2 separate regions of the Homo sapiens genome follow, and region 2 is linked to region 1. The links are chromatin contacts, found by Hi-C or POLR2A ChIA-PET in ENCODE. All regions are on one chromosome and are shown on one strand. Each heading gives the region's core, a stretch centred on a gene start or an enhancer-like site at or near the end of the contact. The rest is flanking DNA. Distances are from core to core; before and after follow the strand shown. Region 1 overlaps SLC25A21 (solute carrier family 25 member 21). Region 2 overlaps SLC25A21 (solute carrier family 25 member 21).

What was found. A loop is a pair of places that touch in the nucleus more often than their neighbours do. ChIA-PET counts read pairs that join two places held with the same protein, here RNA polymerase II (POLR2A). Pooled maps may share reads with other maps.
Region 2: a map of PC-3 shows a loop between it and region 1 (3-fold over the local background). The contact joins two enhancer-like sites. A Hi-C loop is called at or near these places in 4 of 168 maps with a recorded cell type or tissue (PC-3, aorta, ascending aorta and 1 more) and 4 of 50 pooled maps. POLR2A ChIA-PET finds 5 or more read pairs at or near these places in 3 of 52 experiments (IMR-90, MCF 10A and activated T-cell).

Annotation. Positions count from the first base shown.
Region 1 is chr14:36,980,407-36,983,875 of GRCh38, reverse strand. The region is part of intron 1 of SLC25A21 (solute carrier family 25 member 21); the gene reads left to right. Among named protein-coding and RNA genes, the nearest start is that of MIR4503, 30 kb to the right of the region's middle. Within about 2 kb of position 1,545, at least 4 of the 41 ENCODE cell types and tissues checked have a DNase peak (open chromatin) inside an H3K27ac peak, as active enhancers do.
Region 2 is chr14:37,033,477-37,036,945 of GRCh38, reverse strand. All of the region lies in intron 1 of SLC25A21 (solute carrier family 25 member 21), which reads left to right. Among named protein-coding and RNA genes, the nearest start is that of MIR4503, 83 kb to the right of the region's middle. Within about 2 kb of position 1,850, at least 2 of the 41 ENCODE cell types and tissues checked have a DNase peak (open chromatin) inside an H3K27ac peak, as active enhancers do.

The DNA of each region.
Region 1 (3,469 bases), core at 296-2,795:
CACATAGGATAATGCCCTCCAGCTCCATCCATGTTACTGCAAAGGATATGATTCCATTCTTATTTAGGGCTGCCTAGTATTCCGTTGTGTATATATATATACCACACGTTTTCTTTATCCACTTAACCATTCATGGACACAGGTTGATTCCATGACTTTGGTATTGTGAATAGTGGTGCAATAAACATTCGAGTGCAGGTGATTTTTGGTGAAATTATTTCTTTTCCTTTGGGTAGATACCCAGTCATGGGATTGCTGGATCAAAAGGTAGTTCTGTTTTAGTACTTTGAGAAATCTCCATACTGTTTTCTACAGGGGTTGAACTAACTTACATTTTCACCAGCATTGTGTAAGCATTCTCTTTTTTCCACATATTTTTTGTTTCTTTACTTTTTCATAATAGAGTACTGTAAATATTGGGGTAAGAAAAGTAGAAGCTTCTGAGGGGAGGTTTTTGACTGTTTTGTTTACTGCTGTATATTAGCACCTACACTAATGTCTGGCATATAGTAGGTACCCAAATGTATTTGTGAAATAAATGAATCAGAAGCATAACAGAAAGACTATGATTCCTTCCTCCCATATCTAATTTTAGAATAAAAGTAAGTGAAAGAAAGAAGCAGTGCTCTGAGAGTGAACCCAGGAATATGGACTACTCATTGAAAATGCACTTCGTAAGTGTATGCTATCTAGAACATCTTTATATCATGTTTCAGGGTTTTGTATTCAAGACTCTTAAATGTCAAGTGAAGAGAAAAGTAACTTTTCTTTTTAAAAACTTTATAGGATTAATGTCTAGAGATAGTTAATATCAAATGAAAGGCCAACTGTTAATTTTGGAGCATTATTCAATCATACTTTATGGTTATTAGCCATTCCTTTAGCCTATTTTGAAAAAACTCAAAGGAAATTATTTTTAATCTTTAATTTAGGCTTGGGAAAGTAAAGTAGGACAAACAAGTGTGTTCCTCTTGAAACACACTTGAAGAGGGATATTATTTAGTAAGATATATCTGCATTAGCCTTTTGTTTTGTTTGTTGTTGTTGTTGTTGTTTTTTGTTGAGATGGAGTCTCACTCTATGGCCCAGGCTGGAGTGCAGTGTCGCCGTTTTGGCTTACTGCAACCTCTGGCTCCCAGGCTCAAGCGATCCTCCCATCTCACCCCCAGAGTAGCTGGGACTACAGGTGTGTGCCACCATGCCCAGCTAATTTTTGTATTTTTGATAGAGACAGGGTTTTGCCATGTTGGTCAGGCTGGTCTTGAACTCCTGAGCTCAAGCAATCCATCTGCCTTGGCCTCCCAAAGTGGTGTGATTACTGCACCCGGTACAGCCAATTAAAAAAAAATCAGTCCACCTAATAAATACTAAAACCTTTCATGGTTAAAAATTCTACTGCTTAGATGGCCCTGTGCTTATTTTTAAAATTTTGTTCTTTGTTCCATGTGTGCGAGCCCCAACAGGATGAAAAGGAGGTTACTATGTGGTGATATTTGAATAATATTTTACTATTTTTGTACACTGCAGGTTTACTCATTAAGGAATGTTCACATTAAGAATGTTAGTCATAATACACAATGAATAATTTGGATTCTCAATGAGTCACACTTTCTGTGATGGAATATTTTGAAATAACTTCCTCATAGCATAAAACTTATTTGAAAATGAGTTTAAAATCTGTTCTATAGTTTGATTCTATTCTGAAATCTGTTCTATAATTTGGTGCTGAACTTTTACTTGTAAATAATGAGATCACATCATGTTGACAGTAATAGATACTCTCCATGTTTTGCAAGAACTTCCCAGATATTTGACTATATGGGATCACTATAGTCATACCTTAAAGGACACAAAATCATAGGCATGGCCAATGGAAAACTTAAGCGTGTTGTGTGCATGACACCAAAACAATCATTCAGTTCAGTATAATTGTGAGGATTAAAATCAGTAGATACATCAACTCGCCTGTTAGGTATTGAGTGGATCAAATAATTCAACAGTTTTTTATTTATTTTTTTAATTTAATTTTATTTTTATTATTATACTTTAAGTTCTAGGGTACATGTGCACAAGGTGCAGGTTTGTTACATATGTATACATGTGCCATGTTGGTATGCTGCACCCATTAACTCGTCATTTACATTAGCTATATCTCCTAATGCTATCCCTCCCTTTTCCCCCCACCCCACGACAGGCCCCAGTGTGTGATGTTCCCCACCCTGTGTCCAAGTGTTCTCATTGTTCAATTCCCACCTATGAGTGAGAACACGCGGTGTTTGGTTTTCTGTCCTTGCGATAGTTTGCTGAGAATGATGGTTTCCAGCTTCATCCATGTTCCTACAAAGGACATGAACTTATCCTTTTTTATGGCTGCATAGCATTCCATGGTGTATATGTGCCACATTTTCTTAATCCAGTCTATCATTGTTGGACATTTGGGTTGGTTCCAAGTCTTTGCTATTGTGAATAGTGCTGCAATAAACATACGTGTGCATGTGTCTTTATAGTAGCATAATTTATAATCCTCTGGGTATAGACCAAGTAATGGTATGGCTGGGTCAAATGATATTTCTAGTTACAGATCCTTGAGGAATCGCCACGCTGTCTTCCACAGTGATTGAACTAGTTTACAGTCCCAAGAGCAGTGTAAAAGCGTTCCTATTTCTCCACATCTTCTCCAGCACCTGTAGTTTCCTGACTTTTTAATGATCACCATTCTAACTGGTGTGAGATGGTATCTCATTGTGGTTTTTGATTTGCATTTCTCTGATGGCCAGTGATCATGAGCATTTTTTCATGTGTCTATTGGCTGCCTAAATGTCTTCTTTTGAGAAGTGTCTGTTCATATACTTTGCCCACTTTTTGATGGGTTTGTTTGATTTTTTCTTGTAAACTTAAGTTCTTTGTAGATTCTGGATATTAGCCCTTTGTCCGATGGGTAGATTGTAAAAATTTTCTCCCATTCTGTAGGTTGCCTGTTCACTCTGATGGTAGTTTCTTTTGCTGTGCAGAAGCTCTTTAGTTTAATTGGATTCCATTTGTCAATTTGGCTTTTGTTGCCATTGCTTTTGGTGTTTTAGTCATGAAATCCTTGCCCATGCCTATGTCCGGAATGGTATTGCCTAGGTTTTCTTAAATCAGAGCGCCTCTTCTCCTCCAAAGGAATGCAGCTCCTCTCCAGCAATGGAACAAAGCTGGACAGAGAATGAGTTTGATGAGTTGAGAGAAGAGATGAATGGCTAACTAGAGTAAACAGCATAGAGAAGACCTTAAATGACCTGACAGTGCTGATAACCATGGCATGAGAACTATGTGACACTTGCACAAGCTTCAGTAGCCAATTCGATCAACTGGAAGAAAGGGTATCAGTGATTGAAGATCAAATGAATGAAATGAAGCGAGAAGAGAAGTTTAGAGAAAAAAGTAAAAAGAAATGAACAAAGCCTCCAAGAAATATGGGACTATGTGT
Region 2 (3,469 bases), core at 601-3,100, 53 kb before region 1:
AAACAGGAAAGCCAGCATCCTCCGCTTCAGAAACTAAACACTCACACAAGAACTCATTCTCCGGGTAGATGATGGGTCAGTCAAGATCCACATTTGAACATCTGCTTTTCTCAGGCTTTCTTCTCCCCTGATGTATGTAGTCTTTCACTTTATTCATGTTGAGAAACCACTTCCCCTTATTCATATCATAATGGAATGGAAGAAGATTTAGCAGATTTGGGTGAATTGAACTTCAAAATTTTGGAAGTGTGGGGAATGGGTAGAAAAATAAACCATATCTATTGATTGTGGAGTGTGCAAAATAACACATTATGATAAAGGGTTAGGCATTTTGGAATTTTTATTTATTTATCTTTAAATTTTAATAGAGACGGGTCCTCCCTATGTTGACCAGGCTGGTCTCAAACTCCCTGACTCAAGCTACCCTGTCTCGGCCTCCCAAAGTGCTAGGATTTTAGGTGTGAAACACCGCACCCAGCCAGGAATTTTTTTTTTAACTCAGAAAATGTAACATGTTGCGCTAAGTTTTACTGTGTGTGTTAAAAGGCTTAATAGAGCAGGTGAAATTTAAAACTGCTTGCAGCAAGCAGAAATAAAGGTAGAAATTCACATATCATTGTATGGGAAGAATTGGCTTGAACCTCCAGGTTTCACTTCATATTCTTGATCTGCAGCTACTTTTTGATTATAGCACAGCCTTGGCAGAAGAATCCAACTTGCTAAAAGTGTTCCAAAAAAGGAAAAAAAAATCTCTGGCATTTCCTGTTGGTTGGAAGATGTTTGGCTTTCTGCATTTGTATTTAGTGTTATCATTGGCCAGGCACCTTTGCTGGGTAGAAAAATACTGGTGCAAATTTTACTGGCAAGGTGGGAGTAAAAGCCATAAAAATTCTCAATTTTCCTTTTAAAAACTTAACTCATTTGTCCAAGAGAAATGAATACAGAAGGACAAGAGATTTTTAAACTTCCCGTACATCTGGGTATAGCAGTGTATTTTGACTCCAAGCACAATAAAACAACCTTACTTGCTGGTGGTATATGACATAATGACCCAAATATGTTTTTAAAAAATCATTTATTGCTGTACATAAACAGCAAAGTTAGCGCAAGGGATGATAAAATAACATGGGTAATTCTTCCTTTAGCTGGGAACCATTGGCGGCCCATTAGGATTCCAGATGTAGCTGTGTGTGCTTTTCCATTTGTTTTCCAGTGTCTAGTGCTTATGCCCTTGGTACCTTGATGGTGGTTGTCAGGCATGTTGGCTTTTCAGCTTGAGGTCTTCCTTGGAGAAACACAGTGATCGGGCTCTGGGCTATAAAGCACACTATTGTCTTGGGCCCAGTTTGTTGAGAATATAAGACCCAGGGCAGCCTCCTGCCAAAGGTCAAATACCAGCTTGACCCAAGTTCCTCAAATCAACACTGGACCTCCCCAGACAAGAGACACTTCACCTCTTCCTGATGAAAAAGTGGTTTTATGTTTTTATCACTCTGTAATAACAGAGATTGTTAGCTCAAATGCATTTTGATAATCCATTTATTATAGCTACTCTCGTGAAGAAAACAACTCACAGGGCCAGAACCTTATAGATTAAAACTGATAATAATAAAATGTGTTCCAGTGTTTTCGGCACTTAAAAAGGAAGCAAACTCCGGTATTTCCCAGTCCAAAAGATGGACTAGTAAGCAGCGCTAGAGGACTGAGTTGTGAAACTGTACTGTCCAGATAGAATCATCGTATTTTCAGCAGAGAAAGAAAGCAGCTAAAAACAGAACCATAGCTAATTTAGCAAGTGCCCTGACTGCCAAAAATGCGTGTCTGAAATCAGGTGGGTGTTTCTTTATGAGTCACTTTGCCAAATGTAAAATTTATAGCCCAGTCTTGTGCAGACTCTAGCAAAGATTCAGAGCATCAGTTTATTACAGGGCTACTATTAAGGATGCTTAAAACTCACCAGCTTTACACTCCTCACCCCAGGAGTCTAGCCTTAGCTAGTTATGATTGGGCCTGGCCCAAATGCTCCTATTAGGCAGGGATTTAAGTATTCAGCAATACGGTTAGGCCCTTTCTGTGGAGCCGAATGCTCTTCCTCATGGGGAGCTCAACTCACCCCTCCTGTGTCCATCAACAACAGCTCCCCTTTGCTTCTTACCACTTTTCACCTGTGCCCTGGCTTAGCAAATTGAAGGAAATAATGCTTAAAGAAAACAAAATAAATAGCAGATGGTTGAGTGTACTCTGGGATGAATAAATTGTGGCTGTGGAGGCGAAGAGTGAGTTGGTGGATGCACGCGGGTGTTTTTGTCGCTGACATGCAGGATGCTCAGCACGCTGACCTCCACATGTACCAGGCCCACTGCCATTAATCACTCCACATAATCCAAGCCAGAAATTTAATGAGCCCAGGGGATTGGTGATCCTTTGGAGTGGGAGTGGGAACGGAGAAAGTGAACTAGAGGTAAAATACAAAGTACAAAAGTGGATCCAGATAAGATAGCAGAGGTTTCTCAGTGCCCAAGTGATTTTGGATGGACTTTATCCCATATACGATCAGACAGAGAACGATCATCCAAAGAGTTTCATCCTTTATAGTGGGTTTATTCTCTCTAATAAATTATAAAATAGGCCAAGCACGGTGGCTCATGCCTATAATCCCAGGACTTTGGGAGGCTGAGGTGGGTGGATCACTTGAACGTCAGGAATTCGAGACAAGCCTGGCCAACATGATGAAACCCTGTCTCTACTAAAAATACAAAAAATTAGCTGGGCGTAGTGGCAGGCATCTGTAGTACCAGCTACTCAGGAAGCTGAGGCAGGAGAATTGCTTGAACCCGGGAGGCAGAGGTTGCAGTGGGCCGAGATTGCGCCACTGCACTCCAGCCTGGGCGACAGAGTGAGACTCCATCTCAAAAAAAAAAGCAAAATTGTGACCTCCCCAGAATCCCAGAATATCATAGTGCCATTTGGGAACCTTATTCCAAATTGCTAAATGGAACACAAGTGTTCAGCTTCTTGGAAATCAAATGGTTTATCAAATCCATTACCAAAATAAACCATGGAATACCTGTAACAGCAAGTTCCTTTTATAACTTTGAGATGTAAATGTTATTTTTATTAATCAAAAAAATTAAAAATCTGAATAATTTGGCACCTTTCTAATCCTCAACCATCCACGTACCCTCTTCCCAGTCAAGCTACATCTCTTACAGCCATATCCACAGACTGAGGGAATAAAAATATATTCATATCCATCAATATCCTTTGAATAAATATCCCATCAAAAGGAGTACTAAAATAAGGAGGATTAGAAAACAAAAGTAGATAAATAACAAATGTAATCTCTTACAGACCCATAGACTGATTTTCACTAGGTGTGCTAAGTTTCTTCTAGGCCCTGGAGGATGGATATCAAGTTGATAATAGCTGATGGATGGACTTTGTTCCAGTTACTGCATATCCATTCTTT